Linked DNA regions of Homo sapiens: region 1 is linked to region 2. A link is a contact called in ENCODE Hi-C or POLR2A ChIA-PET data. All regions are on one chromosome and are shown on one strand. The core of a region is the stretch at or near the end of the contact, and the rest is flanking DNA. Distances in the headings are between cores, read along the strand shown. Region 1 overlaps PDZRN3 (PDZ domain containing ring finger 3). Region 2 overlaps PDZRN3 (PDZ domain containing ring finger 3).

Region 1 (7,055 bases), core at 507-3,006, 36 kb before region 2:
TGTTTTGAAAACAACGGATTATCTTTAAAGAAGCAGTAACAACAGAAAGCCATTTGTTTCTTCTACCATGACTGATTCATCTGTCGTACACTGGAGGTTGGGGGTGGAGGAGGAGAGGCCCTCAAACAAATGTTTCCTATCAGTGGCAAGTATTTTGATAATCAGGAAAATACCAAATAGATTTGCAACCAGCTTGGTAAACTACTTAGCTTGAGGATTCAACAGGATCCCTACTGCACGCTTTCTGCCTCCTGTAGCTAACTCTGTCCATTTTTGTGTCACGTAATTCTTCAGCCAGAACTCAAGCACGACCGTAATAAATATAGTTCATGGGTATGTAAAACTAGTGCTCCTTATGTACAACCTTTTACGTCTGGTCTTGCCTGGAAACTGGTGGCTCCATTTCTAGATCTCTACCCGAGAAGAAACACTAGCACATATACACGCACAAGGAAAAAGGTCTATGAAGGCTCGCAGCACCATTGCTTGGAAAAGCAAAAAAGCTGCAGTCTAAATATCCAGTTATAGGGGAATAAATAAAGCATGTGCTCTATGCCAGTGAAGAGGCCTGAGTCAGAAGGAAATTTAAAAGACCACATAAGCACAAAATACAGAAGGAAAGAAAACATAACATTCATAGAGATCGACTCCTGCAGTGGGGAGGAGGCTGGTTTGGAGCTTGGAGTCAAGGAGGTAGATCCAAGGACAGCTTTAATTATATATGCATAGTCATCTCCCCCTTATCCTCTAGGGATATATTGCCCAGGGCCCAAATGCATGCCTGAAACCACAGATGGTACCTAACCCTACAAACATTTTTTCCCTATACATAAATACATATGATAAAGTTTAATTTATAGATCAGGCACAGTAAGAGATTAACAATAAAATAGACCAATTAAAACAATATACTGTAATAAAAGTTATATATGCATGTGGTCTCTTTCTCAAAATACCTTATGATAGGTACTATACTCATCTATTTTCAGACCATGGTTGACCACAAGCAGCTGAAACCTTGGACAGAGAAACCGTGGCTGGGGGGACCACTGAAATACTCTACAGTTCTGACATGAAAATATGAAGGAAAAATATTCAGATATCGCTTTTAACATATACAAAGGGAGAAAACAAAACACTGAAGGCAGAGGCGGCAAAATGTTACCAGTGGCTACTTTTTTATGGCAGAAATATGGTGACTTCATTTCTCTTTCATGCTTTTCTCTATTTTTCACCCCTCTCTTACCCCCAGTAAAAAACAATTAAGCAAGCCTGTAACCCATCGTGGTCTCTGACACTCTCACCATCAGGGAAAGTGAAGTCTACTGAAGAAGGCTCCCGCCAACCCAAAAACAGAAAGGCCCAAGCAGGAAGCGGGACGACTCTCTTAGCCCTTTGTTGTCCATGCTAGAAAAAAGATCATCCTTTATAAAACGCCTCTACTCCAGCCCTGGGTGTCGGCTGGGCCCCCCGTCTGCATCCTCTAGAGCTGGGTTTCCAGGGGGTGAACGTGGTGGGATTTCACATGTGGTTTTGCTTGTGCATTTGGACATTCTTTGTGGGGCAAGCTTTTCCCTTCTTATTTTCTGACTGCTCCTAGAGAAGATGATTTGCTGCACGCCTCCCCCTACAATCCCAACCCGGAGCCAATGAGGGGAACAGATCTGGGGATGGAGGCAGATAATGGCAGCATTTCTCACTGCCCTAAAGTACCGTCCACCACGCCAGCAGACAAAGCGGGGCATGTTGTAAAAAGCAGTTCTGCTGGCAAACGGCTAACAAATCCATGTATTTGCAACCAAGGACTGGCGGCCGCATCTAAAACAGACACCTCATTGTGCTTGGTTTAAAAGGAGCCCTTGGAAGTAGGGCCTTTCAGGCTGACAGTTAAATCACAACGGCCCATATTTACATGAACGGCTTCCAACCGTCTGGGCGAATACACAATATTTCCATTTCACAGAAACCAGGGATGGTGACAACACAGAAGCCAGAGAGACCAGAAAGTAAACTTCTGATTGGTACGAATGTGTTTAAGCAGCAGAGCCTATACACTTATACACTTGCAGAAGTTAACGCGCTCCTTTGGTAAGCAAGTTTGTTATTGTTGTTAATTCCATGACAAATGTAACAGCTCAGCATACACACACCTAGGTGTCTCAAGAAGGCTTTCTACTCATTTAATCAAGTGTGTTCCTGTGAGTGCTTTCAGTTGCTCTGGCATTAGCAGGGAAGCTGCGTGATTCTTCAGTTCTGATTAAAAGCTAGGAGAGCACAACTTTGTAAGCCCATCACAGCAGCGAACCGTTCCAAATTCAGACAGGAAACACCTGGAACTCTGTGCACCACTAGGAACGCACTTTACATTTCAAAACAGATGATTCTAAATTGTTCATAAATATTTGTCTTGTTTCAATAAAACACTCTTCAACCAGTTTCATAAACCCTTGGTTCAGAAGGCTAAAACGTACACGCTACTAGGCATCCACATTCTTTTAACATTGCATATATTTATGTGGACAATATCCTGGAAACATAAAACCCAATGGCAGGCATTTAATAGCGTCATATGGGAATTTTAGTTGTTTTTTTTCTTTTTTTTTTCCGGGGAGAAGGACAACTCTCTCCTTCCATAAATAAAGCCCAAATTGCACTTGTTGTCTAAAAAAAGTGAACTGAAATATAAATTAAACTCAAGTTTCTTTAACTTGCCTGTTATAGTAAATAAGACCCAGACAAACCCTTCTGGAGGCTTAGAAAAGCTTTAATATAATTGATTATTAAACCTCCAGCTATAGGATAGAGTCATACTGAAGGCCTTGTAGCCAAACATTCCCTCATTCTTGAACATGATGAGCCCTTTAAAATGTTTTTAAAAGCTGTTTTTAAAAAGACACTAAAATGAAAAGTAGCTTAGTTTATAGGTTGAAAATTAATCTTTAAAAGCCATTTCTGTACATTTTTAGTATTGTCCAGATTTTCTACCATACACATGGACTTGTATTGCTTTCATTTATTTTAATGTATACTTTGATCATTAGAAAAAATGAAAATGATTTACACACACACACAAAGAAGAAAGAATCGGGTACCAAGGGCCAGTTCCCAGGTGCTGAGATAGGGTGTTGCGGAGGCTGCAGCCACAGCCTCAAACCCAAGCCAGCCTGCCAGGGCACTCTGAATCTAGCCCACGGACCTCCAAAGTCGAAAACAGGGCAACCCAGGCTTCCCAAGAGTTAAATGGGAAAGTGGGTCACTTCGAAGTACTGTCCAAAGATTGCTACGAGTGAGCTGCTGTTCATAGTCATCGTCTTCTTTTTAAACAGTTATAATTAAAAATTCATCAACTGACCATAAACTTCTTACTCTGGTCTAACTAAGAAACATCAGCACACTGCTCCCGGTAAATGAAGATTAGGCATGGCGGTGATAAGAGACTGCATAGAGGCTCTTCGGAACCATAAAAGATGGTCGTTAGAGGTAATGATAAACTAATTCTGGATACATCAGGCAGCAGATGCTCAGCCCTAGGTTAATGATTAACGTGCTGGACCCTGGCCAGTTAAGAAGTTGTTTAACCAATGCCCCTGAGAAGCAAACTTGTTAACATTCACTTGTTCCTAACTACAGCCACTGTTTTCTCTCTCTACACTAACTACACTGCAAGTAAGTTTTCATCTTTCCCTGCCTCAAACCAAGAATTTAACATGGAGGTCCAGAACTAAGACCTAAGCATAAAGCTCATTCAATTTTCTCAGACTTTTGAACCTTTACTGAACCAACCAAAGAAATATTACTCTCCCACTAGACTAAAATATTCTGACCCACAGTTGAATGGTAATTGGTAATAGCTTAGTTTGTTGTTCTTGGATGAATTTTTATTGCACCCGAAAAGAGACACCCACAAAATTTAAGTGCATTGATGAAATTATACTTCAGAGATGACAAAATAGAAGAATCTTATTTGTTTCTATATACAAGGTTTCTATGTCCTTCTAGTTGGTACATTCACAGATAGGATATTTAAGGGTCAGGCTGCCACTGTCAAACAAAATAAAACCATTTAGAGACATTTAATCTAATTTTAGGAACAATGCATTTTAGGAAGGTGATTAGTAATGCAAATGTAAAATTACCCTTGGTTGGGATAAGCAAGACAAACAAAGGATACTTAGAAGTACTTGTGTTGTCTTCAGGATTAGGGAATGCTGCTTTGATCATGTTGAAAGGAAGATAGAAAAAAGATTGAAAAGCTGGGTCTCTAAGGTAGGAGGTCTGGGATCTGTTTATTCTACTTAGTTCAAGTTGGAATTGATGCTGTTAAACATGTGAGATGACCCTAAACTACTCTTCAGGGTTAAGGCAGGTCTGAGGCAGATGGATGAATTACGCAAATGGACTATAATGTGTAATCTGTGCATGTGTGTAACAATAAAATACAGTTCTATCAAGATTTTGGTTGAGAAAAGTTAATGATAAAAGGGCTGGGCTGGAAGACTGGGTCGAGGAAGGAGAGTGATACTTAGGGTTTACTCACATCTTATCTAGGCAACTTTTCTGGTCTTGATTTGGGCTTTAAGGGCCATGAATACACAAATATACTTAAATTCCTACATTTCCAGTATATATGATGTAAGAAATTTCAACCAATTGGTCTGAATCTTCTATATTTTGCACTTCTCATCAGGCACCTAGCCAACGGTTGAGGGCTGATCTTCTGACTTGGCTTTCCTGGTTGACCAGTGCTGGTTCTATAACCCAATTAACTATCAGAATTCCAAGCAATGAACTAAGCTTGCTGGTTTCATCCTGGCAGAAATGAACACAATCTTGAGCTAAAATTGTACAGTTGTAGTCCAACAATAATGGCAGATACAAAGGCTATGTTCCCGGTACAAAGACAAGCATTTCACCTGCATAATCTCATTTAGCACTTAACAATTCTGTACCGGAGATATTATCTATAAACCCATTTTACAGACGAGTAAACAAACTCAGCTAGATTACAAAGTGAGAAAGCGATGGAAGCCACATCTAAATCTAGCATACCTGATTGTAAAACAAAATCCCCCTATACTGTTTTCTAACATGAATAACCACTCCACCCCAGTACTTTACCCCTACAGATTCATTGGTGGTATAGAAACAAAGGACTCCAAGGACACAAAAGCCTAGGTGTCCTTTTCTGACTAGGTAATTGGGTGAGAGCCTCCTTTTCCACCAACAATCAGCCCTTTTTTTTTTTTTTTTTTTTTTGAGATGGAGTCTTGCTCTCACCCAGGCTGGAATGCAGTGGCGCGATCTCGGCTCACTGCAAGCTCCGCCTCCCAGGTTTACACCATTCTCCTGCCTCAGCCTCCGAAGTAGCTGGGACTACAGGCACCCGCTACCATGCCCAGCTAATTTTTTTGTATTTTTAATAGAGATGGGGTTTCACCATGTTAGCCAGGATGGTCTCGATCTCCTGACCTCGTGATCTGCCTGCCTCGGCCTCCCAAAGTGCTGGGATTACAGGCGTGAGCCACCACGCCCGGCCCAATCAGCCCTTCTTAAACACCTAGAAATAAATGTGCTTCTCTCCCAACTCCAAAAAGTTCCTATAAGGAAATGACCTCATCCACCCGTTACAGAATCTCTATTTCAAATTTAACTCCACCCAATATTTTTTAAAGATCGATTTCCACAGAAAAGCAGAGCCCAGGATATATCTAGATCATACTCTGGAAATCAGCTCTCAGCTCCATTTTTTCCTTTCCAAAAGCATAGCTCTGGACAATTATATTGCAGAGAGGAAATCAAGACTTAAAGCTAAATTTAGTTATCTATAACTGTTAGAACCATTTTCACATGGATTTCAATCAAATTTTAATTTAAGTAAATAATGCATGGGTGAAAAGTCCTTTTAAAAAGTACAAAATAAAAGCAGGACAAACCAGGCCTATGCACATACCTAAAACAACAGTCCCCAAAGTTTAACTACTGCTCATTTTTAATGTATCCTTTCAGATAAAAGCATATACCAGTATAGAGATCTCATTTTAAGAAATAACTTCTATAAATGCTTGCCACAAAGTTTGTAGATCTGTCTAACTGAGCGTTTGGAGCTCTACTTCATTCTTTTTAATAGGGCTTCCTGCCGTATAGATGTATTGTTATTTAACATTTATCTTGTTTCTAATTTGGGAGGAAGGGATATATTGTTGTGGTGGGTTTCCATTGCATAATGTTACAAGTAGCATTCTTGTGTGCATGTATGTGTGCCTGTATACATACATATCTTGGCACACTCTTTTGTGATTACATCCACAGTATAGATTATGGAATTTATAAGCCAGACAGAATGAACATTTTAATTTTAATAGATATTGCCAAAAGCTGCACCAATGTAAACTCTCACCAACAGTTTATGAGTGCTTATGTCAACACACCCATCAATGTTGCCTATTATCCAACTGTTACATCTCTGCCAACATCATTTGGTTGTGTATTTTCTTAATTATGAATGAAGTTGAGTACCTTTTCACATGTCTATTGATTATATTCTTATCTTGCTTTTCTATTGGGTAGTGTGTCTTTTTCCTTGACATGTAGAAACACGTTAAGAAAGGAGAAAATTAGCCCTTCATCTCCTCTTGCTAGTTTGTTATGTTTTTTGCCATACATAAGTTTTAAATTTTTATATAGTCAAATGACCAATCTTTTTCTTTATGGTTTCTGGGTAGGCTGGATAAAAAATAGATTTAGATTCAGACCTATAAATAGGCATCCATGAAAAATGTAAAAACAACCCTGGCCAAAATTATCCTCAAGTTCTGACATTTAAAACAAACACTCCAGAAAACGTTTACACTTGTTACAGGACACGGAGTCCTGGACACCTGCCCAAACCTTCTACAGATCCATTTATGGTCTTGGTCTGGTGCTGGCTGTGCTCATGTGCCTATGGAATGGGCTATGAGGAGCCTTTCGGGTCAAAGCAAACACTACACACAATGGAAAATGAGGACAAGTTGCTGTGCTCGGTTATCACAGCCATGCTGAAGTTTTGGTGGCCC
Region 2 (6,730 bases), core at 3,140-5,639:
AAATTTGTTCTTTCATGTTTACAATGGAAGAATTTATTCTCGCATGCTTGCAATGCTATTTGGTGCTCTCTCTTTCTCTTTACTAGGGTTTCTAACAGACAAAGGATTCAATATTTCCTTTAGGCTTCTCAGCTCTTCCACAGTCCAATTCCAAGGAAAGCTGTAAACATAGCTGGCACTGACAGATGCTAGAGCACGCTGATAAAACTGGACCAACTATTTAACTTAGAAATGAACTGCGCTGTAGAGAGTTAGCTCAGCAAAGTCAATCCTTGGGGCTATTGCACAGAACATCTGATACCTTTAACATCTAAAACAGACTATTAAAACTGACCAGACACCAACAAGCAAAAAGGGTGTTCAACTTGCCTAACTGAGATTCAGTAGTTTTAGCTGTTATTATCAAAATAAATATAGGTTCATTACAAAAAGTTTAAAAAATAAAACATGTATAAAGAACTAATTTAAGGCCGGGTGTGGTGGTTGACGCTTCTATTCCCAGCGCTCTGCCGAAGGAGGCAGATCACTTGAGGTCAGGAGTTTGAGACCAGCCTGGCCACCATGGTGAAACCTCGGTCTCTACTAAAAATACAAAAATCAGCTGGGCGTGGTGGTGGGCACCTGTAATCCCAGCTACTCAGGAGCCTGTGGCAGGAGAATTGCTTGAACCCAGGAGGCAGAGCTTGCAGTGAGCCAAGATTGCACCACTGCACTCCAGCCTAGGCAACAACTCTGTCTCAAAAACAAAGGAACTAGTTAAAGTTTTGTGTGCTTATCCAACCCCACACCGTTGGTGTGTTTCTTTCTACTGTTATTCTACTCCCATGTCCATTATTATATTACACAGATGAGACCATATTATACACAGTATTTTTAAACTTGCTCTTTTAACAATGCATTTTGAACTGTTACGTATTTTTGGATTTTTTTTTTCCTATTAAGCCTTTAAAAGAGTGGCTTTTCCCCCCAGTTTTATGGAGGTATAATTGACAAATAAAAATAATTTAAGGTATGCTAGTTGATATGATAGTAGGTGTATACACTGTGAAATCACCATAATCAAGCTAATTAACATATCCGTCACTTCATATGCTTTTTTCTTTTTGGTGTTATTATATTTGAATGATAAACAAACATTCAAAGGACACCACTCTGTGGTGCCGAGATATTCAGCTTTATTGAATTTTTTCCATTGACTACCCTGAATTTCCACTATCTGGGTTTTTTTTTTTTTAAATTACTGAAAAGACTGAGCTGATGAGATGCCCTGGCATTTAAAAATGCTATAAAATCATGTGCTTTTCTTTTGAGAAGGAAATATCTGTTGGAGTTACTGTTAATCACAGCATTTTCTGAGGAGCTGATTATATGCCAGGCATCACCATGTGACACATTTCTTCACAGATTTCAGAATGTGTGAGATTTGATATGAAAACTAAACCCAATACTGTGCCTCTTCAAAACCTCCGTAGCTGTATTCCCCATCTCCAATGCATGCACACATATATACAAATAACAGCAAAACAATAGAAATGATGTAAAAGGGAAGAAATAAAAGGAAAAAAAAGGTCCGCTTAGATTATCCTGTTCATTTTACAGCATGCCTACCTATACTGGCATTTAGTAGCAATAACAAAAATCATTGCTAACCTTTACTGAGCCCACACTGGGTGCCAAGCGCCTGGCGTCTCCTGACAGGGCCTGGGGAGGGATGAGTGGAAGCCCCCACCACGACGGATGGTGCTGAATTCAAGTCTGCTTTATCTCCTGTGCCACCAGGGCCCCTTTCATTAAAGCCTCCATAGGTGATAATAACAGCAACCTCTTCCCTAGAAAGGTCATAATCTGCGGATCAGAGGGTTTAAGAAACTCTTTGGGGAAGGGAGGATCACACTGTGAAAAATCCTGGTAGCTACTGCTGTAAAGTTTATGAAAACCAAATTTTAATAATATGTTCTACAACTTTAGCTACGTAAGAAAAAAAATGCAACTGGACAACAGGCAAATGGTTAAGATTGCTCAGAGATGTCTGAGTGCCTGGGACATAACAGCAATTCTGGGTATGTTTACTGAGCACTTACTACACACCAGATACAAAGAGGAGGCAAATGTCACGGTCTGCACTATGAGGAATTGCCAATGTCCAACCATTCTGACCTACAAGAAAAAAGAAGTTTCACAGGGTACACTCCAGAAGTTCCAGTTTTGAGACTCTATCAACTAGAAAGTACTCAAAACATGTCAATAAAAATCGCTGGATCTTTAAACTTCTTGACCACAGCAATTTTCTGATGAAAATGCTTTTCCCTCAAAGGCTTTTAGTGTGTGGATTTTGCTGAGGGCCATGGCAGAGTTTTTTCCACACCACATTAGAAGGGTTGTTCTGAGGGAAGACACTTATTGCGGGGAGGAGGGGTTGGTGGGAGGTGAGGGGGAGGATCGGAGGATCTTTTATTTTTTTAACAAAGCTAAAAGGCCCAGGTCACCATCCGGCTCTGCCACTCCCTTTTACTGCTAAAATACAAATAAGCTCCATCCACAAGAACAGTAGCTGCCTGAGGGCAGGGGCCTCCTGTGTCTTGGACTTGGGCCTCCTGTGTCTTATTCTGTATACTGTGTCCGCAGTATACAGAATAAGGCCCAGCACAGGGTAGGCACTCAATATATGTTGAATAAATGAGCAAATCAATGAATGAATAACTCTGGGTGAAATTCACTGGAGGAAGTTTAGCTTCTGTTTCTCCACCTGGCATGATACCACAGGCGACCCAGTGAGGGTATTAAAAGGAAGATGTGTGTAGTGCCTCATTATCTGTAAACCAGTATTACTGGAGAGTACGGACCTGTTGGAGGCAACACAAAACGAAGACAATCTCACCACCACATTGCATCAAATGATCGTCACTGTCTATAAGGGAAATTTCAAAGCCACTTGAAAGTACTTTTGGGATGGACTCACAGCTGTCTGTCCTTAGATCATAAAAGTACTGGCTTGTTCATTTTGAGAAATAAATGTAACCAAATAAGCCCAGCATACTTGTGCCATGCCCATTCATCAGTGAGGAAACAGCTTCAATACAAGCTTTTTTGTAATGGCTTCCCCTGCCATGGGATTTCAGGTGAAGCTCAGATTTCAAGGTTCTGCAATACGTAATTCAGATGGCTTTCCAACTTGTCTAAAACATTTTATAGTTGCCCTGAAATATTTCAAAAATTCTGCTGAGAATGATTCTCCCATTTACATATAACACAAAATGTGTATGGTAAAATTTAAATGCAGTGTCTTCACGCTGAAGCTGAGCAATGACTTTATCAAATTCTGTATCCTGGAAGATGAAGCGTGTTTCTGAAGATGAATGCTTGGAGGTGATATAATTTGTAAGTGAGCGGATGATTTTTTATTACACCGTATGCATCCACATGAAGAAATAAAACTCTGGAAAAAGCCTGAGTTCAGCAGCTGGAAGATGAGGTGAGAACTCCCAGGTCCAGCTCTACTCCCAACTACATGCCTATGCATTTCCATGTACCCAGGTTCTGCCTCTGAAAGGCACAGCACCATTCTGAATCAAGGAAACAAGCCAGGACGTGCAAAGATGAGGGCAGAATTCCTTCCACCCCACTCACGACAACAGCCCAAGTAAGGAATACTAAGCTCTTGAATGGCTTTCCATAATTCATCATCCTAGGATAGAGGAGAAAAAATACCCCACAACCTCTCCCTAGCCGAACTCTGGAAACAGGTTGACTCATTTCATTTCTGTGGTTTTTCAGAGTAAAAGCTCTGGAATCTTCATGGCAGTAGATAGTTGTTTTCTTTAAAGCTTATAAGCCTTTCTTGATGAAGAAAAACTAAACACTCAAAAGTATCATTAAGTGACAGCAGCACCAACAATACCACCATGAAACCTGGTATAGTTGTGGGTGCCTCTGTCATGGTCCCAGTGAAAAGATAGAAGTCCCTGATGCATAGGCAGTCCCTTGGTAAGAATCTGGCCTGGAAAGTCTTGGAGATACAGTGCAGTGGCCTGCAAGCGGGTAGATGAGCGGCACTGCTTAAAGGAGCTCCTCCTCGAGGTTCTGGTCCAGGTGTGGCCATCTGGCCCTATCAGCTCTCTGCTCACAGGACAGAGAGAAGAGGCTCAGCTGGAAATAACTACATAGAGTCAAGTGGCTGCCTCCAAGAGATGCTGTGAGCCCAAACTCACTGTCACGTGGGGTGTAAGTGGGATTAGTGCCTACTTCCATGGCTCCAGAAAAAGGGTAAAGACAGTCATTTCTGTTTTTGCTGAAGCTAAGTCCACTGCAGACTCAGACCAGAGATGGGTCAGGCCAGAGCCAGAGTCAACTCTGAAGCTTGCTTTTATTTACTCTTGGCAAGTCCCAACTTCCTGGTTCTAAGAAGAATGAAGCGGGGGAGGGTTAAAAGTCTTATAAAAAGGCTCCAAAGGCTTCTTGGACACCAAAGAGCTCTTACAAAACTACATTTTGATGAGCTACATGTAAATGAATCAGAAACATATGGATTTCATTTCCTTCATAATACACAGGGGTTTCAGAACGAAGAGGTTGTGGAGTGCTTGCTGAGATAAGTCTGGGCTCTGTGAAAATGTTAAAGCGGGGGAAGCTTCAGACATATGCTGAACCTAAATTAAGACTAGGCCAACAACCCCGCGCCCACACCCCTTCCTCTATGGGGCTTTGATATCCACCAGCTAACCTTAGGTGCTACGTAGAGAGAGAGCAAGCACTACATACCCAAATGTGACAGGCGCTTGGGGTCTGTGGCTTTCTCTGATGATGTTTGAGGATTTGGAAGTTTCTTGTAACCAGCTCCAAAACATTGAATATTTTGCTGGCTGCTGGGAGTTACGAAGCAGAAGATACAGACGTTTTATTTCCCCAGATTCCACTAAAGGGGATGCAGGCAGCATGTCCCTGAGAGGTGAACACTCTGTATGCTGAAGCAAAGGAGGGATCCTACTTTAGAGCACTCACTAATTTGAGGCTTTTTGAAGCACACACCCTGGAGCTTCGACTGTCTTGCGGAGAGCTCAACCTAGTTGACTTCCCTGGGATGTGGGCTGGAGAGGGAGTGGGCAGACATCCATATTGTAAGATTGGTAATCTTGGCCTCTGCCTTTTCACACAAGCATTTATTAAGCTAATGAATTATGAGGGGGCAATAAAGAAGCTAGTAGTAAATGAGGTTTCTGCAGGGAGCTGCTTGATAGGGTCAATCACTCAACACCTGTTTTAGTTAAAAATTAAATGGATTGTTTTAATTTTATGTCAGAAAGCCAGTGTGTCTGAGTCAAGAAAATAGATTGTCGCCAAAGAAAGAAAAAGATAAAACAAAAAGCAGGACAACAGATGCTGGTGAAGACATAAGGAAAAATGGAAAACAGACAAGTGTTACAAAGGCAGTCATGAGAACTGATGAGAAAGAACTTTAAAACAGCTGGAAAAGAGAGAAAATGGTGCAGAAAATGGCACCTGCCCCATGCAAGGCACAAAGCTGGTTGTTAGGAAGAACATCAAACATCACAAAAGCCATTTTCTTTTGATAGGTCAAATGGTTGGTGGCATATCTCTTCTCGCCTCTGAACACAACTACAATCACTTTCTGTTGATAATAATGTTAAGCTTAATTATACAGAGGCTGCACTTGAACGTTTCCTTCCTTATAGCTAAGCGATGCCATTATTTTTCATTTAATTGCAGAATAACGAGTGCTCTGTTCATGAAGTCCAGGAATTGCTAATATAACAATGGTGAATGCAGTGGCAGTGCACGACTTCAATTTTCATGATTACTATTCATTAGCGGTCTGTCAAATGGATAGAATAGGCTCTTTTCTTCTCTACCAGCTAGCAAAGGGCACTGTACCCGAGAGAAGTTGCATGGCAGGAAGAGTGAATCAAGCTGCCCTGTCTGCTGCAGGCTTAGGTTCAAAGTCCAACCCTGCAAGCCCAAATCCCAAGTCTTTGGACACAGAACAGCTGCTTATACAAGTTCACACTTCTATAAAATCAGGTGAGGACAAATGGACGATGATGCAGCAAGTACACTCCTGGTAATCGGCAAAGGTGGCATCCTTTGTTGCCAAACATTTCATAAAGGGTTTTTCACTCAAAGACGGAGAGAAGGGTTTGGAAAAGGAAATGGAACTAGAAGTCCCAAGAATCGGAGAAAGAGAAATGTAGGGCGTGAATTTAAATAAGAAATGGATATGTCTCATCACAGGCAGTACATTCTACTGTTAAACTGCCCTCTTTAGGGGATCAAGTACCATGTTTGTCTGAGTCACCTTCGTACTTCTGTGCCATATTTCATGCTGCCCAGGGAATTATTCACATCTTAAGCTACGTATCTCAGTAGAGCTGTACAATCCATAGGTAATTTGCTAACCTTAGTAACAATTCTATAGATCCTTGTAGCATTTTTTATTTAAAAAACCAACTTCTCACCTGCCTCTAATCCATGTCCTTTCAGATCCTGGGCCCTGGCTGCCTGTTAGTGCAGATGCTGCCTTAGCAAACAGAGGGTATGGTCCAACTTGCCTATGAACCGGGAAGCATAATATTTTAATATTTGTGCCTTAAGCAGTTGTTTTACTTAAAAGCACAGGAAATCCTGTCTTTTTTCTTGTTATAAAATCTTACAAAGCTACTGGAAAGATCTCCGCAGGCCAGTGGTTTTCAAAGTGGGTTCCCAGAACTAGCAACAG

Evidence for each region. A loop is a pair of places that touch in the nucleus more often than their neighbours do. ChIA-PET counts read pairs that join two places held with the same protein, here RNA polymerase II (POLR2A). Pooled maps may share reads with other maps.
Region 1: a map of IMR-90 shows a loop between it and region 2 (2.6-fold over the local background). The contact joins two enhancer-like sites. A Hi-C loop is called at or near these places in 4 of 168 maps with a recorded cell type or tissue (IMR-90, Right ventricle myocardium inferior, breast epithelium and 1 more) and 4 of 50 pooled maps. POLR2A ChIA-PET finds 5 or more read pairs at or near these places in 2 of 52 experiments (AG04450 and H1).

The regions. Positions count from the first base shown.
Region 1 is chr3:73,509,940-73,516,994 of GRCh38, forward strand. All of the region lies in intron 3 of PDZRN3 (PDZ domain containing ring finger 3), which reads right to left. Among named protein-coding and RNA genes, the nearest start is that of PDZRN3-AS1, 110 kb to the right of the region's middle. Within about 2 kb of position 1,757, at least 9 of the 41 ENCODE cell types and tissues checked have a DNase peak (open chromatin) inside an H3K27ac peak, as active enhancers do; they include IMR-90 and breast epithelium, where a contact is called at or near this core.
Region 2 is chr3:73,543,467-73,550,196 of GRCh38, forward strand. All of the region lies in intron 3 of PDZRN3 (PDZ domain containing ring finger 3), which reads right to left. All of the region lies in intron 1 of LOC101927296 (a long non-coding RNA gene), which reads left to right. Among named protein-coding and RNA genes, the nearest start is that of PDZRN3-AS1, 77 kb to the right of the region's middle. Within about 2 kb of position 4,390, at least 8 of the 41 ENCODE cell types and tissues checked have a DNase peak (open chromatin) inside an H3K27ac peak, as active enhancers do; they include IMR-90 and breast epithelium, where a contact is called at or near this core.